2 separate regions of the Homo sapiens genome follow, and region 2 is linked to region 1. A link is an interaction called in ENCODE POLR2A ChIA-PET data of the cell type or tissue named here. Cell type or tissue: A673. All regions are shown on one strand. Links, peaks and the distances in the headings refer to the core of each region. The heading gives the core; the rest is flanking DNA.

The links. ChIA-PET counts read pairs that join two places held together with the same protein. Peaks named below come from ENCODE experiments on the same cell type or tissue, not always from the same donor. Only the 100,000 strongest peaks of a DNase experiment are listed, where the experiment ranks them.
Region 2: POLR2A ChIA-PET joins it to region 1 with 13 read pairs; 2 of 35 experiments call an interaction of 5 or more read pairs at or near these places.

The regions. Positions count from the first base shown.
Region 1 is chr12:110,839,377-110,855,868 of GRCh38, forward strand. It overlaps CCDC63 (coiled-coil domain containing 63), which reads left to right and starts at 7,611. Exons shown (of 12, transcript NM_152591.3): 1 at 7,611-7,729; 2 at 13,483-13,587; 3 at 14,029-14,198. The coding sequence starts at 13,579. It also overlaps the pseudogene RPL29P25. RefSeq lists an enhancer at 13,573-14,772. In A673, for the core only: a CTCF peak has its summit at 7,786; DNase peaks (open chromatin) are centred at 5,625, 5,885 and 7,775; H3K27ac peaks cover 434 bases.
Region 2 is chr12:110,383,036-110,396,781 of GRCh38, forward strand. ANAPC7 (anaphase promoting complex subunit 7) reads right to left here. Exons shown (of 11, transcript NM_016238.3): 2 at 13,231-13,417; 3 at 12,066-12,185; 4 at 5,477-5,588; 5 at 4,704-4,857; 6 at 3,292-3,434. Among named protein-coding and RNA genes, the nearest start is that of ANAPC7, 14 kb to the right of the region's middle. RefSeq lists an enhancer at 1,706-1,765. In A673, for the core only: no CTCF peak of the experiment used is centred there; a DNase peak (open chromatin) is centred at 1,396; H3K27ac peaks cover 1,233 bases.

The DNA of each region.
Region 1 (16,492 bases), core at 3,977-11,976:
AAACAACCAAAAAACCCCCAAACACTTCTCATGCCAGCTGATCCCACTTTGTCCACAGCTAAGAATGGCAGCAGAATGCTATGTCACTCTATACAGAAACAAGACCACCTGAAGCTAAATAGATGCTCACCACGGAGTCAACAGGTCCTGTCTCACAGTGCACGCCCTGAGCTACCACTCCTCCGAAAGCCATCTTCCCCCACGGCCTCATTGCCAAGTGAGGAACATCAAGAGTTTGTCTTGGTTGTTTTGTTCTTTTTTACAAACTATGGATATGTACAGTTGATAACTCAGGATTTCTAGCCAATAACCGTATAGTTAACATCGTCTTAGAATTTAAAAAAATGTCAGAAACATCTTTAAATGCCTTGCCATACCATCAAAGGGCACAGAGAGAGGAGAACACAAGAGTGCCTTTGCATTTTAAAAATCTTTGACTTGGCCGGGCATGGTGGCTGATGCCTGTACTCCCAGGAGTTTGGGAGGCCAAGGCAGGTGGATCATGTGAGGTCAGAAGTTCGAGACCAGCCTAGCCAACATAGCAAAACCCCATCTCTATTAAAAAATGCAAAAATTATCTGGGTGTGGTGGCGCACACCTGTAGTCCCAGCTACTTGGGAGGCTGAGGCAGGAGAATCGCTTTAATCTGGGAGGTGGAGGTTGCAGTGAGCCGAGATAGTGCTACTGCACTCCAGCCTCAGCAACAGAGGGAGACTCTGTCTCAAAAAAAAAAAAAATCCCCAAGTTTGACTTATTTTCTTAGGATGAATCTCCACATTTAGGTTTCCTGGGTTGAAGAATATAAACATTTTTATAACTCTTGCTGTGTGAGGCCAAAATGTTTTCTGAAGAATCTACACCTGTGTCAGAAGTCTGTCACTGAGATAATGAGTGGCACTTATCTTATGGATTAGTACTGTTTTTACTTATTTTGTTTGTTTGTTTTTTGAGATGGAATCTCTCTCTGTTACCTAGGCTGGAGTGCAGTGGTATGATCTCAGCTCACTGCAACTTCCACTGCCCGGGTTCAAGTGATTCTCCTGCCTCAGCCTCCCAAGAAGCTAGGACTACAGGCACGCACCACCATACCCAGCTCATATTTGTATTTTTAGGAGAGATGGGGTTTCACCATGTTGGCCAGGCTGGTCTTGAACTCCTGACCTCAGGTGATCTGCCTGCCTTAGACTCCCAAAGTGCTGGGATTACAGGTGTGAGCCACCGTGCTCAGCCCTGTTTTTATTTTGAATGCCATGGGTGGGGTAAAATATTTCACAATCTTTGCAGACTTTAAAGTTCTCCATTTGGTCCTGGCAGTCTCAATAAATCAAGGCTCAGAGAAGTCTATTTGCTTTTCTAGGGGCACACAGCAAACCAGTGGCAGATCCAGGACTCCAGCATTCTGTCCACTGCGCCATTGTGCCTCACTGTGTTACAGGAAAGGGATCCGGATCCAGACCCCAAGAGAGGGTTCTTGGATCTCCTGCAAGAATGAATTCAGAGTGAGTCCATAGAGTAAAGTGACAGCAAGTTTATTAAGAAAGTAAAGGGATAAAAGAATGGCTACTCCATAGACAGAGCTGTCCCGAGGTCTGCTGATTGCCCATTTTTATGGTTATTTCTTGATGATATGCTAAACAAGGGGTGGATTATTCATGTCTCCCCTTTTTAGATCATATAGGGTAACTTCCTGACATTGCCATGGCATTTATAAACTGTCATGACGCTGGTGGGAGAGCAGCAATGAGGACGACCAGAGAACACTCGTCGCCATCTTGTATTTGGTGGATTTTAGCCAGCTGCTTTTCTGCAAACTGTTTTATCAGCAAGGTCTTTATGATCTGTATCTTGTGCTGTCCTCCTATCTCATCCTGTGACTTAGAATGCCTTAACCGTTTAGGAATGCAGCCCAGTAGGTCGTAGCCTTATTTTACCCAGCCCCTACTCAAGATGGAGTTGCTTTGATTCAAATGCCTCTGACAATTGGAAGGGAGGCCAAGAGGGGTGCAATTCTGGATCCCACTAGGAAGGAATTGGAAACTTTGGATGTCAACAATGGCCACGGTCTCTGTATCTGATAGTTCTTTTTTCTTTCCTGCCTCAGTTTATTTGTACAAAGAGCACAGGAGGACAATAGTCCCGTGGGGTTGACAGCCCAGGGGTTACACCAGTCCTTCCATCCTGGCCTGAGCTGGAAGTGAAGCTGGACCCCAAGCCTTGGTTTGATCCTTGGCCTTGGCCTTTGGCCGACAGAGCCTGAGACGCTTGGCAGTGCCAGCACAAGGCAGGAGAATCACTTGAACCTGGGAGGCAGAGGTTGCAGTGAGCTGAGATCTCACCACTGCACTCCAGTGGGGTGATGCAGGCAGGTTGATGGAGCTTCCCAAGCTTGGAGTGGGTGATGCAGGCAGGTCGATCAAGCTTGTGGCTGATGCCCTTTGGGATCTTGGGCTTAGCCTCCTCGGGCTTTGCCAGGGCCTTGATAGCCTCGGCACGTGCACCCATGGCCTTGGCATTGTTGGCCTGCATCTTCTTCAGGCTCTTTTTGTTGTGCTTCTTGGCAAAGCGCATGTTCCTCAGGAACTTAGGGTCCACCCCCTAAAGAGATTCATATCTTTGCGATCAGAATTTGTTTTTTGTTTGTTTGTTTGAGACAGAGCCTCCCTCGGTCACTCAGGCTGGAGTGCAATGGTGCAATGTCAGCTCACTGTAACCTCTGCCACCCAGGTTCAAGCGATTCTCCTGCCTCAGCCTCCTGAGTAGCTGGGACTACAGGTGCATGCCATCATGCCCGGCTAATTTTTTTGTATTTTTAGTAGAGACAGGCTCTCACCATGTTGGCCAGGCTGGTCTCAAAGTCCTGACCTTTAGTGATCTTTCCACCTTGGCCTCCCAAAGTGCTGGGATTACAGGTATGAGTCACCATACCCGGCCTGTGATCAGAATTTTTTGAGGCCATTTCTGTGCTGTTTTTGGGACTGGTTGTCCGCAGTGTGGTTCTTGGACTTGGCCATGTCTGCACCGTAACCTGCAGCCCCTGAAGCACCTGGTTCTGGAAGGGGAAGTCTGTATCTGATAGTTCTTGGTTGCAAACAACAGAATCCTCTCCAGCTGGCTTAAGTGGACGTGGAATGCATTGAAGGCCATTAGGCAGTCCATAGATGATCTGGTGGGCTTGGTGGCTCTGCAGCGGGAACAGAACTCACCTCCCTCCACCTGTGGGCCCATGCGCTTCAGCTTACACCACGGACTCTGAGGACTGGAGGCATTCGGCCAGCACCTGCCCCAAGTTCTCCCAGCGGACTTCCCCTCTCACTGGCCACCCTGAGATCTCAGGTGGGCTCGATGAGATCTTGAGACCTGTGAGATCCAGGGTCCTCCACCCAAGTCTAGAATAAAAATCAGGACTTTGCTAGCAAGGAAAACCTGAGGAAGGGCTTTGTGCACGGTCTGCCTGTGCGGCCACGGCAATGTAGACTTGGCAAAAGAAGGCTACCCTGGCCTGACTTCACACAGTCTGTTGGCTCCAGCACCCAACACCTCATGAACCTATTCATCAGTCCTTTGTTTCCCAGGGAATTTTGTGTCCAGATTCCACTTCCTGGGAAAGGAGCTCTGATTGGTTTAACTTGCGTGAGGTGTTCTCTTCTTGTCCAATCCGCCACAGAAGGAAGGAGGATTGGGGGACCTCAAATACCACAGGCGTGGAGATTAGGCCACTCAGCAGGGCAGGGGAAGATGGAAGGGGCTGGAGTGGCCTCCTTCGCTGAGGAACAACAACAGTTTATTTGTTACCAAGAAAACAAATGAAGTGGGACTAATGGCACCAGTGAAGTTGAGGCACCCATACTTTTTTTTCCCCAAAATGATTTGTTATGTTATTCAATACACATGACAGCAGAAGTTGGAATCCAGACTACTTGACACTTAGCTTGTGGATCAGTACTGTTTTTATTGAATGTCATAGGTGGGGTGAAATGTTTCACAACCTTTGCAGACTTTAAAGTTCTCAATTTGGTCCTGGCAGTCACAAGAAATTGAGGCTCAGAGAGGTCTGTTTGCTTTTCTCAGGGTGCAAAGCAGAGCAGTTCTCTCCATTACACTACTGCGCCCTCCCTGCCTGTGCCCCCTTTTCTAAAATTTTTTTTATTTTTTATTTTTCTGAGACAGGGTATTGCTCTGTCACCCAGGTTGGAGTGCAGCGGCATGATCATAGCTCATTGCAGCCTCGAACTCCCAGGCTCAGGTGTTCCTCCTGTCTCAGCCTCCTGAGTAGTTAGGACTACAGGTGCATGCCACCATTCCCAGCTAATTTTTGTATTTTTTGCAGAGACAGAGTCTTGCCATGTTGCCCAGGCTGGTTTCGAACTCCTGGGCTCAAGCAATCAACCCACCTTGACCTCCCAAAATGCTGGGATTACAGGCATGAGCCACTGCGCCTGGCGAGAATTATTTTCACATTCCCTGTTGGGGACCACCTGACCATGGCCCCCTGGACCCACATCATTGGGCCAGGACATCAAATCTAGACTAGGACAATCGTATTCTCTTGGGAAGAGAGGAGGACATTGGAGCATCTCTTGGGAAGAGATGAGGAAGTTGAGATGAGGACATTGATTTTTTTTTTTTAAACTGAGTTCTAAAATGGGAACTTATAAGAAGCAAGATGGGAGGAAGAGGGGACAGCAGAGAAAATAGTCCTTAAAAAAAGAGGCCAAGTTGAGAGACCAGGTGGTTCCAGAGAGGGCTAGAGGGAGGAGCTGCCTTGGTTTCTGACAGCTTACTAGTTCTGGGTTCTTGTTCCTCATGGGATCTGCCTCCAACCTTTGTGAGATAGCCCTAACATTCATACGATGCAGCATGCTTTAGATGAAAGAAACAGAAACTGCAATCCACACTGGCTTAAAAAACAAGAAACGTATTCATTCACATAATAGGAAATGCAGAGTTCCTATTGTTCATAATGTGGGTTTCAGGCAAGGTATGATCAGGGTGCCAGCCACATTGTTCTGTAATTCTCCCTAGGCTCCTCCCTCCATCGTGTGTTAGCCTTGATCTCACACTGGCTTCCCTCATAGTTGCCAGAGGGCTGTCAGCAACATGAGGGGCAACATGCTTTCTTGTTTGCATCCATAAGGGTAGAAAAGCATCTCCCTCTACCCCAAGTTCTTCCTTTCTGTCTGATAGGCCACTGTCAGTTGCACGCCTATTCCTGGACCAGTAGAAGTTTCTGGGAGAATGCTATGCACTAATTGGCTTAAACTTAGATTCCCAGTCATTGGCAAGGAGGTGATGGGATGGCTGTGATTTGCTAACACTAATGGAGATCTACCTTGGAGGTGTGTGTAAAACTCAACTGCTCCTGGTTACATAGGCTCAATGGGGAAGGACTGTTACCTGAACAAATTGGGATTGGCTGGGAAGAAGGAAAGGGAAACAGATGAGGAGGCCAAAGAAAAAAATTCATTTTGAGATAGTTCGAGTGGGTTTCTGATTTTTGTAACCAAAGAGTCACTTGGACTGTCAGTTTTCTGGTCTGCGTCCAAATGCCTCTGCCTGGTCCCTCTGCGGCTTGGCTCTAATTTCCTCCTGTGTTCTGGAGGCTCTGCTGTCGCCAACATTTCCCACCGCTGGCTCATCGCTTTGGCAAGCTGGCATCTCACCCTGCTCCAAGTCCCGCTGATAAAGCAGAAGGTCCCTTTAGCAGAATCGATTCTGACATGTTCTAATTAAAAAAGCCTGATACGTCTCTGCATGGCGGCTGCTGAGAGCTGCGCCCATAAAGACAAAGAGAGTAAATTCGTCGGAGGAAGGTCTATTTTTAACAAGTCCTGAACCTAATTGAACTTAATCATTTTTCAGTCGTTGACACTTGAAATGTGTGAGTCATTGGGCTCTGCATGGAGCTGAGTGCTGGAGCAGCCCTTTAAATATCAGAGATGGGAGATATCAGCTTGCAGGGCTGCTCAGATTTGGGGCTGTGGTTTCAGTCAGGGTGTGGAAAAGCGTGGGGCTCCAGAGACAGGGAGCCTTGGGTTCAAATCCTGGCTGCTCCACTGACTGCAAAACTCGGTTTCTCTAAGTCTGTTTCCCCATCTGTAAAATGAGGATGGTCAAGTGTATCCAAAACACTTCATATGAATCATTTGGAGGCAAGGCCTGACATGTAGCTGTTCATAATCTATCCTTATCTTACTTGACATGAATATTGATGTTTCCTTGCAGAAACAGTAATTCGTTTGATCTGGACTGTGTGGCCCGAACCCTGTATGTAATATACTGTCCCACTGACTTCCCTCATGGTTACAACGTGGCTGCCAGCAACATTAGGGGCAACATACTCCCTTGCGTACCATATTATCTTTCTGAAACCAAAAACATGGTAAGTTCTTTTTTTTTTTTTTGAAACGGAGTCTCACTCTGTCACCCAGGCTGGAGTGAGTGTGATCTTGGCTCACGGCAACCTTTGCCTCCTGGGTTCAAGCAATTCTCCTGCCCTAGCCTCCCGAGTAGCAGAGACTACAGGCACCCACCGGGTGTGTGCCACCATGCCGGGCTAAATTTGTTATATTTTTAGTAGAAATACAAAAAAAAAAAAAAAAAAAAAAGAAATACACAGGGTTTCACCATGTTGGCCAGGCTGGTCTTGAGCTCCTGACCTTAAATGATCTACCTGCCTCAGCCTCCCAAAGTGCTAGGATTATAGGCATGAGCCAGCGCACCTGGCCTCCAAAATATGGTAAGTTCTAAAACACACATCCTGTCCCAAGAATTTACGGATGAAGTGGAGACCTTAGCAGGGCTGAGCTACTACAATCCACTCAGGGGGCTAGGAGTTAAAGTGGAAATCACATGGAATCAAAATTACTGTAGAAAACAGGTACCCCCAATAATTTTCCATTAATTCTGTGATTGTTTCTAGAGCTTAGCCCCAGAGAAAGTAGTTGACTTGTGTTTCAGGGCCGATTGTATGAAAAATGTGTATCTTTAAACCACTAAACTCCGTTAGGGCAGTGAAAAGCTCACTTGCCTGGATCACACTTGGGTTCCCGTGTTATGCTCACAGTGGGTGGGGGTCAGGTGGATGTTCTGAAGAAAATTCTCCTGCACTGATGAAGTTATTTTTCTCATGAAATATCTCTTTCCCCCCCCGCCCCAACATTTTTTTTTAATTTATTTTTACTTTATTTTATTTTTCAGAGTAGAAAAAACTGGGCTCCTTTGAGTTAGCTGCGTGTGAAGTCTGTACCTAGCAGGGCTGCTGTGAGCATGAGTGTAGGTGTAGGCTAAGAAGACGGTGAATGGGGTGTGAGTGGGGCGAGGTGGACCAGCGATTGCATGGCGTTGGCCGAGGGAGGGGCTAAGACTGTTGATTGACTCAAGAAGTCACTTAGCGTCATGAGGGTCCGGGTAGTCTGGTAAGGGGTCGCTGGAGAGTGTGTCGCCCCTCTCCCCCAACCAAAAGCTTCCCTCCAACCAGCTGCTCTTGTCCTCTCCTCCCGAGGGCCCTGTGCCCTCCCAGCGGACTTGCAGGGGAGAACGTCCATGTTTGTGCGAGTCACAAAGGCGCCCGTTCCAGGGGTCCCAGAACGCCCGGGCGTGGGGCTGGGGGTGTGGCGCAGCGAGGCCGCGCAGCAAGCAGTCCTCCCGGCACCGTCGGAAGCGCAGTTGCAGCAGCCGTCGGACAAGCGGCCGGAGCAGCCACGGACAAGCAGTCCGGGCCCCGCCACTGGTAAGTTTCGCCGCCCGCCCGGCCGCGCCTGCTGCGCCACAGCTCCCCCTGCCAGGGAAAAGGAAAGAGCGGTCGCGGTCCCCAGTCCATTCATATCTCGCTGCCCTAAGCGTTGAAAGTATCAGGGTCTCCCGCAATCATGCATAAATAAATTGTAGTGTGTAAAATAACTCCAGAGCCGCGCGAGGTGGCTCATGCCTGTAATTCTAGCACTTTGGGAGGCTGAGGCAAGAGGATCGCTTGAGCCCAGGGGTTCGAGACCAGCTCGGGCAAATTCGTCTTTACAAAATATTTAAAAACTTAGCCGGGCGTGGTGGTGCCACCTGTAGTCCCAGCTTCTTGGGAGGCTGAAGGGGGAGGATCGCTTAAGCCCGGGAAGGTTGAGGCTGCAGTGAGCCGAGATTGAACCACTGCACGCTAGCCTGGGTGACAGAGAGAGAGAGAGACGCTCTCAAAAAAGGAAAAAAAAAAAGTTCAACAAATTTTTATTTTCCTCCCATAATAATCCTTAAAAAACAAAAAACAAAACAAACAAACAAAAAACAAGAAAAACAACAACAACAACAAAAAACTGTGTATGTGTTTCTGTGCTCCTGTTTGGCTAGTGCCCTAAGCACATGTTTAATTCCAGGTTGTGCAGCCCTGGCTCAATATGATCCACATAGCTGCCTGTCCCAAGGTCCCTAGGGAATCCTTCGGGGGCAGGCTTGTCTTTTAAAGGCAGGTTGTTAAAATTCAGAAGCAGATGAGGTGCAGGCCTAATTAGATATTAGATAAATGAAGATGATCTCTGCCTGGAGGAAACTTCATTCATTCAAACTGTATTTGCCAAGAGCTGCCCATGCGCCCAGGACTATGGATGCTGTGGTGAATAGACTGAGGCCCAAGGGGCAGGAGGCCCTTGCCTGACGTCCCCTGACCTGGGCTGCTGGGCTTCTCTGCACTTTTCCTCGCACACGCTGTTCCCCAGAAGTGGGCAGCTTTTAGATTCCTAACAGGAACTGCAAATTCAAATTCCTACTGGCTCTAGGCAGTTACAGAAAATGTGAGAATTGTGGGGAGGGGAGCTTAGCCAATAGGGAGGAGTGGGGCCTGTGGCCAGGAGAGTGAGTGCATGACCCACATTTATGTTTTGAAACACTGTGGAACAGAACTGGAGGTAGGTTGAATTGGCCCCATGGACTATGAGTTTCAGACCCTTGAATGAGAGGGTGGTAAGCCAGGGGTCAGGACATCCAGGAGATGCTCTGCAGGCCAAGCTATGAGGATGGGGGTGAGGGGGTGGATCTGTTCCCCAGGGAATGTAGGAGCCCATCCCAGAGGGCACTGATCGAAAGGGAAAGGCCTGGGTTAACATCTGGAACCTGAAGAGAAGCCAGCACCCTAGGGGAGAGTGACTATGTATGCGCATATGGATCAGCAAAAAGGCAGGAGGTGATGGAGCTTTTGGTTCCTGGAGAATGGTGCATAACCCAGCCAATGATCTCATGGGCCAGACAGACTGGTACTTGAAAATCCCACTTCACAAACAGGCTACGTTCGCCCAGCGTCTGTCATGAGCTAGGCACTATGCTAACCACTTTACAGACATTATTTTGCGCTGAGATATGGGTGTGGGTATCCCCATTCTACAGATGAGGAAACTGAAGCTCAGAGAGGTCAAATCACACTGTCAGTGAAGGTCAGATATACCCAGTTCATGTTATTAAGATGGTGCATTACAAATCCACTTAGGACCCAAAGGGCCCTGGAACATAGAACAGCTCCTGGACAATATGAAATTGGAGCTGCCCCAAATTCCAGGGCTGAAAGAGGTCCCAGAGAGAGCATCCTGTGCCCAAACCTTGTTAGTCAGGTAAATCCTCCTACAGCTTCTACTCCTACCTGGAGGACCCTTCCAGAAATGATCAAGATACAGAACCATTGTCTTATACCACTTCCCTGCCTGTGGGAATTTCCCAACATCAGACAATTCAGTTGGCCCCCAAACCCTCAAAAACATCAGGGAAAATCCAGAGGTTCCTACATTACCAGCCACTATTTTCCTATCACCCATTAACCTGAGAACCATTTTCAAGGTATGGACCATGTCAGTTAGGAATGCTTTAGGCTTCAATGAACAAAATATTTGGTGACTGCCTTAAACAACAGTGACTCTTGCTATTTCACCTAACATGATGTCTAGAGGTAGGCAGTTCCAGGGATGGGGCAGTAGCCAACAGTGTCAGTTAGAACCTAAATTTTTTCCTGTCTTTCCTCTTTGCTGTCTTTAGGTGTGACGGTGATATTTCTCTTCATGGTCATGGGAGGGTTGCCACTGAACCATCATGCATGCCTTCACAATAATTTCTAAAAGCAGAAGGAGAGAGGAACACGAACAAGCTCTTATTTCCTTTTTTTTTTTTTTTTTTGAGATGGAGTCTTACTCTGTTGCCCAGGCTAGAGTGCAGTGGTGCGATCTCAGCTCACTGCAACCTCCATCTCCCAGGCTCGAGTGATTCTCCTGCCTCAGCCTCTTGAGTAGCTGGGATTACAGGTGCCCACCACCATGCCCAGCTAATTTTTGTATTTTTAGTAGAGACGGGGTTTCACAATGTTGGCCAGGCTGGTCTCAGTCTCCTGACCCCAAGTGATCTGCCTGCCTTGGCCTCTCAAAGTGCTGGGATTACAGGCATGAGCCACTGCGCCCGGCCCAAGTTCTCACTTTTTGTCCCAAAGGAATGGAATATACTTCTCCTTATGTCTCATTGGCCATATCTGGGTCACATGTCTATCATTAGACCAATCATTGACAAAGGGAAGTGGGGTTACCATGATTAGCAGGAAACAATCATGAGTCATCCTCTGGGACTGGGCACATTGAAGGGGTACAAAATCAGATTTGTGTTAGGCAGAAAGAAGTTAGGGTATTCTCTGAGGCATGCTAGCTGCTATAACAAATACATCCCCACATTTCACTGGCTTAACACAACAGAAGTTAATTTCGCATTTGTGTAACAGCCCAATGAGGATGTTCATGGTTGGCAGATGACTTCTTCTACAAGTAGATCTGGGGACCTGTCTTGTGGCTCTGCCTCCTGTAAATGTCAGATGAGGCAAGAAAGGATGGAAAGGTCACATCCACTTCTTAAAAGTCATGATCTGGAAGTGACAGACTTCCCCTCTGCTCACATCCCATTGGTGAGAATTCATCAGAGAGCCCTGCCTGGATCTGAGAGGAGCAGGGAGGCGAAGCCCTGGTTGGGCAGCTAACTCACACAACAATGCCACATGGAGGGAAGCGACTGTTGGGGAGGCAATGAACTGATCTCTTCCAGGCTGATCTATCTCATCCTTGCTTTTAAGAAGCATCCAGGCTGGACGTGGTGGTTCACGCCTGTAATCCCAGCACTTTGGGAGGCCGAGGTGGGCGGATCACCTGAGGTCATAAATTCGAGACCAGCCTGACCAAAATGGTGAAACCCCGTCTCTACTAAAAATACAAAATTAGCCGGGCATGGTGGTGCATGCCTGTAATCCCAGCTACTTGGGAGGCTGAGGCAGGAGAATCGCTTGAACCCGGGAGGCAGAGGTTGCAGTGAGCCGAGATTGTGCCGTTGCACTCCAGCCTAGGCAACAAGAGCGAAATTCTGTCTAAAAATAAGTAAATAAATAAATAAAAATAAAGAGCAGCGTCCAGTCTTTTACAGATCTCTTTGCTAGCCACTTTCCACTAGATACTGCCTATACTTGAGCGCAAATCGTTTTCTGAACACTCCTTTCAGTCACTTCCTTCTCACCCTTTGCCCGAGCAGTTCTCTCTGCCCAGAATACGCCCCCAACCTCCAACTTTTCTTCTCTGCCTGGTGAACTCCTATTCATTCCTCAAAACCCAAGTTAAAAGTCATCTTCTTTGTGGAGCCTTTTTTACTATTTTGTCATAGGCAGGATTTATGGCACTTTGCAGGCTGACTTACCACTGAATTCCACAGTGTGTAGCATACAGTGGGGGCTCAGTTTATGTGCTAAATAGATGTAAGTACTTCAGGTATGAGAACTCATTTGGTTGCAAGCAATAGAAAATGCATCTCAGGTTGCTTTAATGGAATATACTGATTTCTGTAATTGGACATTACCCAGAGGTATGTTCAGGCTTGGCTAAATGCTGGTGCTTGCTTGGATGATGTTCTCAAGCCTCAAGATTCAGTCTGTCTTCATTTTGTCTTCTCTCCTCCATTTTAGCTTGGTTCTCAGCCTCTTGCAGAGGCGAGATGGCTGTCAGCCCCTCCTGACCTTATCCACCGAGGTTCAAGTGCAGCAGGAAACAAAGTCTCTCTCTTCTTGAGTGTTCCAGCTTAAATTCCACCATTCACTCTGGTTGGACTAGCTAGCTTCATGTGCCCATCCACCCCCGAAGAAATCCCAGGCTAGAGGGCTGAGATCATGCAGATTGACTGGGATCTGGTGCTCTGATTCTCCCATCCAGAGTCGGATGCCCCAATCTTGAAGGTGGTGGGGTATGGTCAGCCCCCAGGAGTGCAGGAAGGTGTGGCTTCCCATGGGAACTTCAGGGTATTGTTACCAGGAGATAGAGGAACACCCCTCTCACCCTCATCAACATTCACCACCCTGCACCTTCGCCCTCTGAAACAATCCATATCCTGCCATATCATCCTAGCCACTGTGTACTGAGCACTTACTACGTCCCAAGCACAGTGCTGAGTGTCTTACACACTCAATGACATGGCTTCTAGAATTTCTCCCATTTTCCAGGTGAGGAAAATGAGGACTACAGAACTGAAGTGGCTTGCCCGAGGTTAATAAGTGGCTTTGGAGGAATTTGAAATGAGATCTGATGATTGGCACAACCAATGCTTTAAACCATTGCATTGCAGGACCCTCAATGGTGGCAAAGCTGGAATTTCTGCTTTTGGAACCCAGCTCCTGCAGTCTGGAATTGGCTGTGCAGTGGGTCTCACAACCTCAAAGGATGTGATGTGTGGGATTAATGCTGTCCCTTGCTCTGAATAACTATGGGCTAGATGAAGTTCAAGTGGTGACATGATAAGAATACTGACTCCTGCTCTAAGATGGGAGGGTGGGGATTCCCTGACAGCTGCAATTGAAGTTGGGCACATTTCTATTTAACCCCATCAGGGGACACACTGCCCCGATGCCTTTTTTTTTGTGAGATGGAGTCTCACTCTGTCACCCAGGCTGGAGTGCAGTGGCGCGATCTCGGCTCACTCACTGCAATCTTTGCCTCCAGGGTTCAAGCAATTCTCCTGCCTCAGCCTCCTGAGTAACTGGGATTACAGGTGTGTGCCACCACACCTGGCTAATTTTTTTGTATTTTTTGTAGAGACAGAGTTTCACCATGTTGACCAGGCTGGTATCGAACTCCTGACCTCAAGTGATCTACCGACCTTGGCCTCCCAAAGTGCTGGGTTACAGGCATAAGCCACCATGCCCGGCCCCCTGATGCCATTTTGCCCCCTCTTTGGGTACACAGGGAGCAGGAGGGTAACTGACACGCCAGAACCATCTGCCCAGCTCCTAATAATAAATGGTGAGAGAACCAGGTTCCAGGCAAACATTGCTTTAAAACAAATAAGTGCCTTTTGTCACACCCGGGCAGCCATCTGGGTATCCTCCTCATGTGCCAAGGTGTGGGTGGAGGAAGGGATGGCAGGGGGAGGGAGGAGGTGCCGTTCTGACCTGCACCCCCAGCAGGGGTGGCTTACAAGTTCTCTTCCTTTTGCCACCATGAACAGGGCATTGCAGAGAGACAGAGAGAGAGAGGAAGGCTCACTGGCTTTGAGCTCTCTGGGTACAGTGTCTGAGTGGAGGCAAAGTGCGGTTCCTTCAAGATGTCTGTGGTAGGTGATGCCAGCTCCCAGCCACAGAGCACCTACTATGGGGTCAGGCACTGTGCCATCCACTTTACACGTTAGCTCGTCTCATCCTGACAAACAGATCTGTGCTCACCCATTTTGTAGGTGGGAGGCTGGAGGCTCAGAGACATCCAGTGACTCACCCAAGTTCCCACTAGATGGCACAGTCAGAGTTTGAACCCAGAACCCCAAAGAATACCCTCCCCTCACCACAGTATGCAATTACAAGTCAGTCATCTCTCCACCCTAGCAAGCCAGGGTGGGTTTTCCATGTAATAGACAAGCAGCTGACATCACCCAAGGGAAGGTCTTCCACTTCTAGCCATGGCCCAGCCACCCCCACTGCCCTTCACTCTTAAGCCCATCTGTGGGCTTCTCTAGCCACCTGGCCCACTACGGCCTCCCACTCCTCTCCATCTCCCCCAGTTGAAGAAGAACAGGAGAAAAGACTCCGACACTCCCCAGGAACCTTCGGAGAAGGCCAAAGAGCAGCAGGCGGAGGCAGAGCTCCGGAAGCTAAGGCAGCAGTTCAGGAAGATGGTGGAAAGCCGGAAGTCTTTTAAGTTCCGAAACCAGCAGAAGATTGCGAGTCAGTAGTAAGTGATGGTTGGAGTTTCGCACTGAGTGACCTTGGAGGAAAGTTGGGGTTGGGCTTCATGTTGCTTGTCTTCTGTTCTGTGACCCCTGGGGCAGGGAGCCACCTCTGAGCCCCATTGGAGGATCCACGGTCTTTTATCTGCAGAGCCTAGTTTCAAGAGAAACTCACTTGAGATGGCTTCAGTGAAGAGGGGGAATTTCTTGTCAGAATGCAGGGTGTTTTGGGGACCCCTGGTGGGCAGGGCACCCAGATCTCAGGGAAGGACCTAATTGAGGAAAGAGTTCTGGTTTCTGTTTTTCTCCGCACATGACTTCTGTTCTCTCTCTCTCTGAATTTCAGCCTCAGCTGGTGGGAAGTGGCTGCTCCAGCTCTCAAGTTTACCAGCTGCACAGAGAGAGGGTCTTGAATCAATTCCAACCTCACATTCCTGGGAGACGGAGACTCTGATAGGCTCAGCTTGGGTTAGCAGTCTCCTCCTGGTCCAATCAGCTGTGGCTTGAGAGGGCAAGGGACACAAAAATGTCTGGGGCTGTCACTCCCTTGGTCCTACCAGGGAAGTGGAGGAGTTCCCAGAGAAGGCGGAAACCCTAACAACGTTTCCTAATTGTGTGTCTTATGAGAACTGCAAGATAGAATATTTGAAATTGGATTGCATCAGAAATTACAATCATTTCTTTTCTTTTTTTTTTTTTTTTGGAGTGTATCATTTCTTTTCTCTTTTTTTTTTTTTTTGGAGATGGAGTTTCACTGTTGTCGCCCAACCTGGAGTTGGCAATGGCGTGATCCCAGCTCACTGCAACCTCCGCCTCCCGGGTTCAGGTGATTCTCCTGCCTCAGCTTCCTGAGTAGCTGGGATTACAGGCGCCCACCACCATGCCTGGCTAATTTTTGTATTTTTAGTAGAGGCAAGATTTCACCACGTTGGCCAGGCTGGTCTCAAACTCCTGTCCTCAGATGATCCACCCACCTCGGCCTCCTAAAGTGCTGGGATTACAGGTGTGAGCCACCATGCCCAGCTGTGTGTATCATTTCTTCAGGCAACAGAAAGGTGTTCCCTGGGGTTGAATACACAAACATTAAGCAGACTTTCTTAGATTCCCTCCAAGGGAATGTAATTCCTTAGCTGCATCCATATTGTTTATAAAGGCAGAAACTGTCCATTGTTAGAAAGGAAATCTTACTGTTAGATGAGAAGTTCACAGGATGGGGAAAAGGAATTTTTATTTTTATTTTTATTTTTGAGACAGGGTCTGGCTCTGTAACCCAGGCTGGAGTGCAGTGGTGCCATCTCGGCTCACTGCAACCTCTGCCTCTCAGACTCAAGCGATTCTCCGACCTCAGCCTTCTGAGTAGCTGGGATCACAGGCGTGTGCCAGCACGCCTGGCTAATTTTTTGTATCGATGGGGTTTCACCAAGTTGCCCAGGCTGGTTTCAAACTCCTGAGCTCAAGCAATCCGCCCGCCTAGGCCTCCCAAAGTTCTAGGATTACAGGCGTGAGCCACCATGCCCGGCCTGAAAAGGGATTCTTTAGATTTTCCATGGATTCAACTTACTCAGGGCCAGGGCTAGCCCATAAGGGACCTCCATGTGAATTTTTTTAAAAGGTACACTTTCTCAAGACGCTTTACTGTCATCTGTTGGAAAAATTGTCATTATGTAGAGATTTTGTTAGAACAAGAAAGTGTCTCCCAGAAAAGTGTAATAAATCTACAAAACAGTGGTGTGTTTTCAAGCTGGTGGTGCTTCCTAGGGTTGTGCAGGCCACAACCTGCACATCTGTGGCTGGCTGACCTGATTCGCAAGCCTACCTCTGGTGGGCATCAGGAAATGCCTCCTTTTGATATGTCTCTGACAATTTTTCTTGAATTTAACCCTTCTTCACCCCAACAGCACCCCACACACAGGCTTCTGGCTCTACTAAGTCAATCCATTTGATCTGGTTTCACTTTGATGGAACTGAAGAGGAGGAGGGTGGAAGAGTGGAGAGTTTAGGTTCTTATTATTTTATTTATTTATTTTTTGAGATGGAGTTTCGCTCTTGTTGCCCAGGCTGGAGTGCAATGGTGCGATCTTGGCTCACTGCAACCTGTGCCTCCTGGGTTCATGCAATTCTCCTGCCTCAGTCTCCCGAGTAGCTGGGATTATAGGCATGTGCCACCATACCCAGCTGATTTTGTATTTTTAGTAGAGATGGGGTTTCACCATGTTGGTCAGGCTAGTCTCAAACTCCTGACCTCAGGTGATCCACCCGCCTCGGCCTCCCAAAGTGCTGGGATTACAGGCATGAGCCA
Region 2 (13,746 bases), core at 1,297-9,296, 460 kb before region 1:
AACATCAGACCCCATGCTGAGGCCCCAGCTCCTGCAGGGGCTAAGCCCTTTCCACCATCACAGGCTCCTCCAACTACTATTTCCAGTTTCCTACAAAGTGACTATTAAAATGCAAAACCCAGGTTGGGCACAGTGGCTCACACCTGTAATTCCAGCACTTTAAGAAGCCGAGGCAGGTGGATCACGAGGTCAGGAGATCGAGACCATCCTGGCTAACACGGTGAAACCTCATCTCTACTGAAAATACAAAAAATTAGCCGGGCATAGTGGCACGCGCCTGTAATCCCAGCTACTTGGGAGGCTGAGGCAGGAGGATCACTTGAACCAGGGAGACAGAGGTTGCAGTGAGCCGAGATCACGCCACTGCACTGCCTGGGTGACAGACTGAGACTCTGTCTCAAAAAAAGAAAATGCAAAACCCAGCTGGGCGTGGTGGCTCACACCTGTAATCCTGGCACTCTGGGTGGCAGAGGCAGGAGGATCACCTGGGCCCAGGAGTTCAAGACCAGCCTGGGCAATATGGTGAGACCCTGTCTCTAAAGAAATTTTAAAATATCAGCCAAGTGGCCAGGTGCAGTGGTTCATGCCTGTAAACCCAGCACTTTGGGAGGCCAAGGAGGGCAGATCACGAGGTCAGGAGTTCGAGACTAGGCTAACAGGTGAAACCCCATCTCTACTAAAAATACAAAAATTAGCTGGGCATGGTGGCGTGTGCCTGTAATCCCAGCTACTCAGGAGGCTGAGGCAGGAGAATCGCTTGAATCAGGGAGGCGGAGGTTGCAGTGAGCCAAGATCGTGCCACTGCACTCTAGCCTTGGCTACAGAGCGAGACTCCGTCTCAAAAAAAAAAAAAAAAAAAAAAAGAAAAAAAAAAGAAAAAAGAAGGGCCAGGCGCGGTGGCTCATGCCTGTAATCCCAGCACTTTGGGAGGCTGAGGCAGGTGGATCACGAGGTCAGGAGTTCAAGACCAGCCTGGCCAAGATGGTGAAACCCCGTCTCTACTAAAAATACAAAAAATTAGCCAGGCACAGTGGCAGGCGCCTGTAATACCAGCTACTCGGGAGGCTGAGGCAGGAGAATTGCTTGAACTCAGAGGGCGGATGTTGCAGTGAGCCGAGATTGCACCACTGCACTCCAGCCTGGGCAACAGAGTAAGACTATGTCTAAAACATAAAATAAAATAAAGTAAAATAAAATAGAAAGAAAAAAAAATTAGCCAAGCACAGTGGCACATGCCTGTGGTCCCAGCTACTCAGGGGGCTAAGGCAGGAGGATTGCTTGAGCCCAGGAGGTCAAGGCTGCAGTGAGCTATGTTTGTGCCACTCCCGCCTGAGTGACAGAGTGAGACCCTGTCTCTAACAACAAAACCAAAACCAAAACCAAAGGAGGCCGGGCACGGTGACTCATGCCTATAATCCCAGCACTTTGGGAGGCCGAGGTGGAAATTCAAGACCAGCCTGGCCAAGATAGTGAAACCCCATCTCTACTAAAAATACAAAAACTAGCCAGGCGTGGTGGCACACACCTGTAATCCCAGCTACTCAAGAGGCTGAGGCAGAAAATTGCTTAAACCAGGAGGTGGAGGTTGCAGTGAGCCGAGATTGCACCACTGCACTCCAGCCTGTGAGACTCTGTCTCACAAAAAAAAAACAAAAAAAAACAAAAAAAACAAAAAACCAAAGGAGCAGAACAACCTACCTCACAATTTGAAAGCCTGCTATTTTCAGGAAGTGCTTGTCCTTCTATCCTGTGGTGTGATACACAGCTACCCTAACCCAACCAGAAAAGGCCCAAAAAAGGCATCAACTAAGGTCTCTCTTCCCAGAGTTCTAGACCATCAGAAATACACTGCTGAAAAGCCAATCAGTCTCAGAAAAAGTTGGCCTATTCCAGAAAAAAGCTTGTAGTTCTATCCAGAATGCAGTTCATTAAAGATCACTGCCTCGGGCTGGGTGCAGTGGCTCAGGCCTGTAATCCCAACACTTAGGGAGACTGAGGCGGGTGGATTACCTAAGGTCAGGAGTTGCAGACCAGCCTGGCTAACATGGTGAAACCCCCGTCTCTTCTAAAAAAATACAAAAATTAGTTGGGTGTGGTGGCGGGCGCCTATAATCCCAGCTACTCGGGAGGCTGAGGTGGGAGAGTCACTTTAACCAGGAGGCGGAGGTTGCAGTGAGCAGAGATTGTGCCACTGCACTCCTGCCTGGGCGACAAGAGTGAAACTCCGTCTCAAACAAACAAATAAAAAATCACTGCCTCTCCGCAGCCCCCGCTTTATTCTCACCCACATTCTATAAAAAGGGACCTATGCTCACTGTTACCCATCTCTTGCCACCATTCTCTTCCATCCCTTGCTATCCCTTCAGATTCCCATGAAAATTCCTCTCAAGCCAAGATTACTGCAATGCTCCTGCTAGCCCCTGGGCCTGGGTCTGAGATTCCAAGCTGCCATTGCCATTCCAAGCTGCCAGCTGTTGCCAGACTAGTATTTCTAAAACATCATTTTCATCATGGGTGCAGGCAGCTTGGAGAAGAGGAATAAGCACTTGAGGTGAGGGGAGATCTTGTGCAAACAAATCCATCCTTCTAGATCTGCTTCCTCATCTAAACGCTTGGGATGGCCCCTTCCCAGCTCCATCATTCCCCTGGCTTAAGAGCTCATAAGACTGTTTATTGTCACAAGGCCCTGTTTTTCTGATGGCCTTTTTTGGACCTTTACAAATAGACAGCATATCTATCTGACCTTATTTCCCACTATTCCTGAGAACTCACTGCCAGTGTCCTAACTGCCATCTGTTGGAGGTCCCTGTGAAGATTACCCTTCACCTGCAATCTTTTTCAAGATCAGTGATTTTTCTGTTGTTCACGCCTAATTACTGCCTTTAATCACCTTATCCCTTTCTTATTCCTTTTTAATTATACTAAGGACATGGCAAAACAAAATTCCCTAAAAGGATATTATGGTTTTAGGGATGCCATCCAAATTCTCAGTCAGGCACACCATAAATTTATAAGTCATAAGGAGGAGCTATGACCCCCTCAAAAGAAAAAAAGCCAAATAATGATCTGTGGGGAGAAGACACTTGAATTCAAGCAAAAACAGCTGCTCAAATGGTATTACCTAAGCGTTAGAGACATGTGTCATGACCTAAAAAAAGTAAAAGACTAGTATAAGTTTTATACACCATTTCTATGAAACTTGGTATCGAGTATTAATGCTGCATATTCTCCCTATTATCTCTGATCCCCCCCAACAACAGCCACTGTCTTCCTGCCCCAAGAATTACTTACCTTTTATCAGATAAGGATCCAACATCTGTGCCTGTTCAAACTTGAGGACAGAGTTTTTATTGTCTCCAGCTCTGAAGTACAGATCTGCCAAGCTTCCCAATAGGTCCACGTTATCTCGCAATAAGGATTTTTTCTCTAGTGAACTTTAAGATATTTATTAAACATTGAACCTTTAAATCTATTATAAATCCTCTTAGTTGCTGAATCTGGATGATTGGTCATACAGATACTATTTTCTTTTGCATAAATATAAAATTCTTCGTAATAAAAAACTTTAAGCTTATGACTTTAAAAAAAGTTATATAGGACAGGATAGCAAAAACAAAGAATAAAGCAGAAGTCTCTCAGTACCAACAAATAACTCTGTGGTTGCAGTTCTTCAGAACACAACATACGCTACATGGTGTTAAAGGTAATGTCATTCACAAGTGACACCTATTTATTACTCAAGTAAACGACTTTGCATAACACAAGCCCAAGTCTCTTCTTGTCCTTGAACTTTATCTGAATATAAAGAAAATCCCTAGTCCTAAGCAGGCAAGCTAGGTTAGACACTGCAATAAACCAAGCTTCTGGTGAGTGCAAAATGATTTTCTTCCAGGCTGAAGAATGATACACCAAGGCCAGGCATGGTGGCTCACGTCTATAATCCCAGCACTTTGGGAGGCCCACGTGGGAGAATCACTTGAGCCCAGGAATTCAAGACCAGCTTGGGCAACATGGTGAAATCCCATCTCTACAAAAACATACAAAAATTAGCTGGGTGTGGTGGCATGCGCCTGTAGTCCCAGATACTCAGGAGGCTGAGCAGGAGGATGGTTTGAGCCCGGGAGATTGACAGGTCAAGGCTACACTGAGCTGTGACTGCGCCACTGCACTCTAGCCTGGGAGAGAGAGAGAGAGAGAGAGAGACAGAGAGACAGAGAGACAGAGAGAGAGAGAGAGAGAGAGAGAGAGAGACAGAGAGAGAGAGAGAGAGAGAGACAGAGAGACAGAGAGAGAGAGAGAGGCAGAGAGAGAGAGAGACAGAGAGAGAGAGACAGAGAGAGAGAGAGACAGAGAGAGAGAGAGAGAGAGAGAGAGAGAGAGAGAGAGAGAGAGAGAGACCGACCTTGTCTCAAAAAAAAAAAAAAAAATGACACACCAAGGTAGCCTGCTTTGCTTTGCAAGGGTTACTACCTGTGCAGGCACAGAGCTAAACTCAGTCAGATTTCTATTTTTACAGGTCTCCAACAGAGATGATTACATGATTACATTTGGGACCATTCAGTATAAAAGACTAACACATCCCAGAGACTGGCTGCAGCACCAACAGCAAAGCATCTCATTTTTCTTTTTGCTACTTCAGATACATCAGACTTCCAGACAAGCAAAGGGCCTCAAGAACACTGAATTAACTTTGTGGCTCTCACCAGATGGTACTGATTGCTCTTGAGTTGTCACCAGTGTGCACAAAAGCATACGCTTTGATCCACACAGAGAGCCAGTCCAAGTTAGGCACGGTTTGGATCACATTCATTGTCATGGATGCCACCTCTGCCCCTTTTACAGAAAGGGACAACAAGCCTAAACCAACAGAAAGCAGAAGAAAGAAAGTAAGGCACGATATCTCTCTTCCACATGCAAGGAGCAACGGGCTACATCTTCCCTTGGCTAAAAGGCAACTGCTTCCCTATTCTGAGCGATGCATGAGAGAAAAACCATAATTTAGTATTTCTTTTCTTTTTGAGACAGTGTCTTGTTCTGTCCCCCTGGGCTGGAATGCAGTGGCACAATCTCAGCTCACTGCAACCTCTGCCTCCTGGGTTCAAGCGATACTCATGCCCCAGCCTTCCGAGAAGCTGGGACTACAGGCACGCGCCACCATGCCTGGCTAATTTTTGTATTTTTAGTAGAGACGGGGTTGTGCCATGTTGCCCAGGCTGGTCTCGACCTGCTGAGCTCAGGCAATCCACCCACCTCAGCCTCCCAAGGTGCTAGAATTACAGGTGTAAGCCACCATGCCCGGCCAAAAACCATAATTAAGTATTTCTTGATTGAATATGTGACAACAGGAATCCTACTAAATCACTCTCTTCAGGGGAACTTTTAAAAAAAATAAAGTTATTCTAATGTACAGGCAAGATTGAGAACTACTATCTTTGACAGTAAACATGCCATGAAAACAGGCAGGAAATATCTCTACCTAGAATGGCATCAAGGGCTAATGGGCACTGCCTCAGCACCTCCTTATAGCTGGTGACTGAAGGGCGCTCCTGACCAGCCTTCTTGTACAGGTTTGCCAGCATCATGTTTATCTGTACAAACACAAATAACAGATAGCAAAATAAGCGTATATTGCAAAGAAAATCTCTCACCATGAAAAAGTCCTAATTTTCATTACCAGTTATTTACTTTTTACTGGAAAATCTACCCACAACCCTGTGCAAATAAAGGCAGACTGACCCCATTCTTCAAAAGAAAGAAGAAATTGGCCAGGTGCAGTGGCTCACGCCTGTAATCCCAGCACTTTGGGAGGCCGAGGTGGGTGGATCACGAGGTCAGGAGATTGAGACCATCCCGGCTAACACAGTGAAACCCCGTCTCTACTAAAAAATACAAAAAAATTAGCTGGGCGTGGTGGCGGGAGCCTGTAGTCCCAGCTACTCGGGAGGCTGAGGCAGGAGAATGGTGTGAAACCGGGAGGCGGAGCTTGCAGTGAACCGACATCACGCCACTGCACTCCAGCCTGGGCTACAGAGTGAGACTCCATCTTAAAAAAAAAAAAAAAAAAAAAGAAAAGAAAAGAAATTACTACCCTTCCTTTCCCTAGCTCCTGCCTTCCCTAAGAGGAAAGTCACATTACCTTCCCACAAGGCCCAGTAATATCTGAACAAAAGACGCTGCCCTCTGGAAACTGGAATAACATTCATTTAAGAAATGGTAGAGAACGCTAGTTAACTTGATTCTTTCTTGATCTTAAAACAGAAGATGAACTATCTCACATAAGAAAGTGAGAAACTCTTGACATAGCTAGTTAAGAAGGATCAGCTCAGTTTTTCCTAATAAGGAAATGATACAGAAAGACAGATAAAGAAGTATAATACTTGGCTTTTCTTTGACAATTCGACTTGTGGCTAGACTCTAGCCTTTCTAACACTTAAGGCTTTGGCCCGTAGGTACTAACTCACTAAAGTAATGCTACAAAAATCAGCTACACTATTTAAATCCAGTGAGTGCAGACAGCTGCATTTTAGCGTAATTTAAATATGTAACTTTGTAAAGCTAAATTAAAATAATCCTACCTAACATGCAACTGGGAAATGAGAAAATCTAAAAGTTCTGGCCGGGCGCAGTGGCTCATGCCTGTAATCCCAGCACTTTGGGAGGCCGAGGTGGGTGGATTACGAGGTCAGGAGATTGAGACCATCCCGGCTAACACAGTGAAACCCCGTCTCTACTAAAAAATACAAAAAATTAGCTGGGCGTGGTGGCGGGCGCCTGTAGTCCCAGCTACTCAGGAGGCTGAGGAAGGAGAATGACGTGAACCCGGAAGGCAGAGCTTGCAGTGAGCCGAGATCGTGCCACTGCACTCCAGACTGGGAGACAGAGCGAGACTCCGTCTCAAAAAACAACAAAAAAAACCCACAAAAACAAAAAAAAAGCCAGAAAATCTAAAAGTTCCTAAGAATGTAGAAGTTATAGGCAAGTGATAAAAGACCTTCCTAATAGTACACAGATAAACACAATATTCCAATTTAAAATTAGATTTTTTTTTTTGAGACGGAGTTTCACGCTTGTCACCCAGGCTAGAGTGCGATGGCACGATCTCAGCTCACTGCAACCTCTGCCTCCTGGGTTCAAGTGATTCTCCTGCCTCAGCCTCCTGAGTAGCTGGGATTACAGGCACCCGCCACCACGCCCAGCTAATTTTTTTTTTGTATTTTAAGTAGAGATGGTGTTTCACCATGTTGGCCAGGCTGGTCTTGAACTCCTGACCTCAGGTGATCCAACCACCTCGGCCTCCCAAAGTGCTGGGATTACAGGCGTGAGCCACCGTGTCTGGCAAAATTAGTAGATTTTAAACACAACAGTATTTGCTAGATCATTAACCTAAGGAAGCAGTCAATGTGAGGGCACAAAAGAAAAAAGGTCAACCCCCAATCTCTTCGATTTAACTGTGGCTTGGTATGCCAGATATTTATAGAAAGAGTGGCTCTAAAGATAAAGAACATCTGTTCCAATTATAGACCTACATTATATAAAACAATCTAATATAGCATTGATTCACACTAATTCAAACAATGGAATAATGAAATACTAAAAATAAAACTATTTTTTACTTGGCCTCAGATTTTCCATATTAGGCTACTATTTTGAAAATGCAAAGAAAAATACTTAAAAGGAAAACTCCAGGATTGATGTCAATACTTGTAAAGAATAAAAAGTTAAATTTAAGATCCTTTCTTGACTGCTGGTTATATTAACAAACTATGACTGATGGACTATCTTTCTCAACAAATATCAAAATTTCCTTTAAGCTACTTGACTGTCACTTTAAAAGAATGAGTTTTGAGTAATACCTAATGAAAAAGTCAATTATTGGCCGGGCGCAGTGGTTCACACCTCTAATCCTAGCACTTTGGGAGGCCGAGGTGGGTGGATCACGAGGTCAGGAGATCGAGACCAGCCTGGCCAACATGGTGAAACCCCGTCTCTACTAGAATACAAAAAATTAGGCAGGTGCAGCGGTACGCGCCTGTAGTACCAGCTACTCAGGAGGCTGAGACAGGAGAATCGCTTGAACCCAGGAGGTGGAGGTTGCAGTGAGCTGAGATCATGCCATTGCACTCCAGCCTGGGCAACAGAGAGAGACTCCATCTCAAACAAACAAACAAAAAAAGTCAACTATTTTAAAAATAGATACTCACTTAAAAACATCATAAAGCCACATTCCACCAGTTATAAACACAAGCAGTCATCATTTTCTAAAAACTGAGTAAGAAATTCTATGTTGGTATGTTTACTCTTAAAAGGTGAAGATTTACCAAGATTTAATAATCTAACACTGGAATTTTCCTTTAAAATGTGAGGGAATATGTGGCGATGTTTACCATATATTAACAGACATTCATTTAGACACATTTTGACTCACTTCCTTGTCCTTTACATAGACTGAGAAGCCAGTTAACTCCCTAACAGACAAGAAAGAAAAACTGTAAATGTTATAGGTTTATGTTTGAGGCACACATCTTTGCTCCTAGCTGTAAGAGCACTACAGAATGAAGGATATGTACTGCTGACAAATGCAGACTCATACAGGTGCTCTAAGAATGATGGCAATGAAAATCAAGCAGTGGATGCTATAAAGCTGAGATGCTTTAACATTACTATTTTCAAAAAAAAGTCCTACAAATATCCACAGGTCATTATGAAGGAGATTATGGTATATTTCTAATAAAGTAAGGAATAGTATCCTTCAAAGTTTATAATTAAAATGGCTTCTTGGCCGGGCGTGGTGGCTCATGCCTGTAATCCCAGCACTTTGGGAGGCCAAGGCAGGCGGATCACCTAAGGTCAGATCGAGACCATCCTGGCCAACATGGTGAAACCCCGTCTCCACTAAAATGCAAAAAAGTAGCTGGGCGTGGTGGCACACGCCTGTAGTCCCAGCTACTCGGGAGGCTGAGGTAGGGGAATCGCTTGAACCCGGGAGGTGGAGGTTGCAGTGAGCCAAGATTGTGCCACTGCACTCCAGCCTGGCAACACAGCAAGACTCCACCTCACAAAAAAAAAAAAAAAAAAAAAAAAGGCTTCTTACAAAAGGAAGATACCTTGAGCATTGCAGCAGACATTCTTCATCTGTGCAACAAGATTATTCTTGGAGTAAGAGAAGACTTTCATAGGTTACCAGAACAGGATTTAGTATACAGCATCCAGGCTTATGATGAGAGAGGTTAATTCATAATAAACTTTCAAGTGTTTTTAATAGCAGCCACCATCATACTGAAGAAATAGCTTCAAAAACTCAGAAAATAGTAAATAATACCTTAATATGAGGAGGTGCTTAAACATGTTCTCATCAAGTTTGGTTACTTTTAAAGTTCAGCAAGACTTGGATGAAGCAGCACTAACTAAAATACACCAGGCCCCTACTGCTTAGATTTCGTATCTTTTAAAGGCAGGAGGATGCACCTGTCATTTTACCTATAAAATTCCTTATTGTTAAGCACAAGTTGCACAAAACAGTTTTTCAATAAAATGAGCAAGGCAGGAGACATGACAGTATTATTAGAATATTAAATACTGATATATTCTCACATTCATGAATTTATTTGGTATTTATAAAAGTAACAGAAAAAATACTATTCTTCTCATTTTATAAATAAAAAAGTAGTAAAGCTCACAAATTGGTAACTTGCCCAAGTTCACACTGCACACAGCTTGTATGCACCTAAACTCAAACTAGACACCAGATCTTTTTTTGTTTGTTTTTTTGTTTTTTTTGAGATGGAGTTTCACTCTTGTTGCCCAGGCTGGAGTGCAATGGCACCACGTCGGCTCACCGCAACCTCTGCCTCCTGGGTTCAAGCGATTCTCCTGCCTCAGCCTCCAGAGTAGCTGAGATTACAGGCATGCGCCACCACACCCGGCTAATTTTATATTTTTAGTAGAGACGGGGTTTCTCCATGTTGGTCAAGCTGGTCTCGAACTCCCAACCTCAGATGATTCACCCACCTCGGCCTCCCAAAGTGCTGGGATTACAGGCATGAGCCACCATGCCCAGCCGACACCAGATCTTTTGATTTTAGTTAAAGGTGTTTTCTTCACTATAATATGCTGCCAAATCAAACACAAAGACATATTCTACACATAAATAAGGATAAAAGAATCTTACAGTATTAATTTTCAAAACAAAGGAATAAAACCACCCCCATTACCAAATGTGTACACCTATGGAAGGCAAAAAATGAAGTTCTAAAAAAGTATTTTTGCCACCTGGAAGTGTTTTGCAAATAAATCATTATTTCCTATAATAAGAAATATCAAAGTCTTCTCTGCCTATGGAGTAGCCATTCTTTATTCCTTTATTTTATTAATAAACTCACTTTCACTTAAAAACAAAAACAAACACAAGGAGGCCAGGTGCAGTGGCTCCTGCCTGTAATCCCAGCAATTTGGGAGGCTAAGGGGGGAGGACAACTTGAGCCCAGAAGTTTGGGACCAACCTGGGCAAATGGTGGAGACCATCTCTATTTAAAAAAAAGAAAAAAAAAATTGGCCGGGCATGGTGGCTCCCACCTGTAACCCCAGCACTCTGTGAGGCCGAGGTGGGTGGATCACCTGAAGTCGGGAGTTCAAGACCAGCCTGACCAACATGGAGAAACCCAGTCTCTACTAAAATTACAAAATTAGTTGGGCATGGTGGCGCATGCCTGTAATCCCAGCTATTTGGGAGACTGAGGCAGGAGAACTGCTTGAACCCGGGAGGCAGAGGTTGCAGTGAGCTGAGATTGCACCATTGCACTCCAGCCTGGGCACCAAGAGCGAAACTCCCTCTCAAAAAAAAAAAAAAAAAAAAAATAGCCGGACATGGTGGCTCACGCCTGTAATCCTAGCACTTTGGGAGGCCGTGGCAGGCGAATCACAAAGTCAGGAGTTCGAGACCAGCCTGGCCAACATGGTGAAACACCATCTCTACTAAAAATACAAAAAAAAAATTAGCTGGGCGTGGTGGCGGGTGCCTGTAATCCCAGCTACCCAGGAGGCTGAGGCAGGAGAATCACTTGAACCCGGGAGGTGGTGGTTGCAATGAGCCGAGATCGCACCACTGCACTCCAGCCTGGGCAACAGAGCAAGACTCTGTCTCAAAACAAAAAAAACAAAACAAAAATAAAAAATAGGCTTGGAGTGGCATCTCACACCTGTAATCCCAGCACTTTGGGAGGCCAAAGTGGGAGGACAGTTTGAGCCCAGGAGTTTGAGACCAACCTGGGCAACACAGTGGAACCTTATCTCTACCAAAAATAAAAAAAATTGGCCAGGTGCGGTGGCTCCCGCCTGTAATCCCAACACTTTGGGAGGCCGAGGTGGGCGGATCACCTGAGGTCAGGAGTTCAAGACCAGCCTGGCCAACATGGCAAAACCCCATCTCTACTAAAAATACAAAAAAATTAGCCTGGCGTGGTGGCAGGCGCCTATAATCCCAGCTACTCGGGAGGCTGAGGCAGGAGAATCACTTGTACTTGGGAGATGGAGGTTGCAGTGAGCCCCCATGCTATTGCACTCCAGCCTGGGCAACTTTGCAGTGAGCCCCCATGCTATTGCACTCCAGCCTGGGCAACAAGAGTGAAATTCCACCTCAAAAAAAAAAAAAAAAAAAAAAAAAAATTAGCTGGGTGTGGCAGCATGCAACTGTAATCCCAGCTATTTGGGAGGCTGAGGTGGGAGGATTGCTTAAGCCTGGGAGGTTGAAGCTGCAGTGAGCCAGGATCACAACACTGTACTGTAGCCTGGGTGACAGTGAGACTCTGTCTCAAAAAATATTAAATTAAGTTAAACATAAAAAATAAAAAAGAAAAAACAAAGAATAAGCATGTGTAGTATTCTCCAGCTATCATTTTCATCAGCTGGATTTTCAGGGTCCCCCACCCCCACTCCATGAAGAGGAAGAAAATGAGAATTAGAATCATGGGTAAAATGTTCACACGGACTCCTTAATGCATGAGAAAACATGGAGAGAGGGAGCAGGGTTAGGAGAGCTGAGGAGAAAAACACATAAACATTCAACTTACTTTGGGAGTTCTTTGTCTTGAAGGGATCCCATCAAGTATAGCAATGGCATCTTTATCTTGTTTTAGCATTGTATAACATTCAGCCATTTTGTATTTCACTTCAATTTCAGATGGAAGACACTAAAAGACAATGGAAATATTTCTTTGAAACGTTATTCCAACAATATGACAGTTCTTCAAAACGTTAAACATAGAGTTATCATATGACCCAGCAATTCTTTTTTTTTTTTTTGAGACAGGGTCTCGCTCTGTTGCCCAGGCTGCAATGCAGTGGTGCAAACATGATTTACTGCAGTCTTAGACTCCTAGTCTCAAGCGATCCTCCCACCTTGGCCTTCTGAGTACTACAGGTATGTGCCACCATGCCGTTTTGTAAAGACAGGGGTCTCACTATGTTGCCAAGGCTAGTCTCAAACTCCTGACCTCAAGTCCTCCTACCTCCGCCTCTGGAAGTGCTTGGATTACAGGTGTGAGCCACTGTGCCTGGCCTCATCTTCTTTTTTTTTTTTTGAGACAGAGTCTCGTTCTGTCACCCAGGCTGGTGTCTCCTGCCTCAGCCTCCCAAGTAGCTGGGACTACAGGCATCCACCACCATGCCTGGCTAATTTTTTGTATTTTTAGTAGAGACGGCGTTTCACCGTGTTAGCCAGGATGGTTTCAATCTCCTGACCTCGTGATCCGCCCGCCTAGGCCTCCCAAAGTGCTGGGATTACAGGCGTGAGCCACTGCGCCCAGCTTCTGGCCTCATCTTCTACATCTAATCAGCTATCATCTAAATCAGCGGTCCCCAACCTTTTTGGCACCAGGGGACCAGTTTCATGAAAGACAATTTTTCCACAGATGGGGGGTGAGGGGGTGGTTTCAGGATGAAACTGTTCCACCTCAGATCTTCAGGCATTAGTCAGATTATAATAAGGAACACACAACCTAGATCCTAGCATGTGTAGTTCACAATAGGGTTTGTGTTCCTATAAGAATCTAATGCCGCAGCTGATCTGACAGGAGGCGGAGCTCAGGCAGTAATATTCACTAGCCCTCCACCCACCTCCTGCTGTGCAGCCTGGTTCCTAACAGACCAGGCACTGGGGCCTGGGGACCCTGTTCTAAATTCTTGGAGTCTTTCTCAAAAAAAAAAAAAAAAAATCACAATTCTATCTCCAATTACCTGACTTTGTGGAGTAGATGCAGAATTTCCAGTTGAAGGTCTCACTTTTGAAGTTTTACTTAGCGCTTTCTTCTGCTGTAAAGCCATGGTATACTTACTCACAGCATTCCGATATTCCTTATCATGAAAGAGAGAATCTGCATGATACACCAAAAGCTGGTACTTCTGAGGTGGGGAGAATAACTCACTAGAAAACAAGAGAAAATGTAATACATCTTTTCCTCCCTTTCAATCCAAGCTCCCCCAGCTTCTTTTTTTTTTTTGAAATAGATTCTCACTCTGTCACCCAGGCTGGAGTGCAGTGGCACGATCTCGGCTCACTGCAACCTCCACCTCCCGGGTTCAAGTGATTCTCCTTCCTCAGCCTCCCGAGTAGCTGAGATTACAGGCACATGGCACCACACCCAGCTAATTTTTGTTTTTTTTTTTAGTAGACATGGGGTTTCGCCATGTTAGCCAGGCTGGTCTCAAACTCCCGACCTCAAGTGATCTACCTGCGTCGGCCTCCCAAAGTGC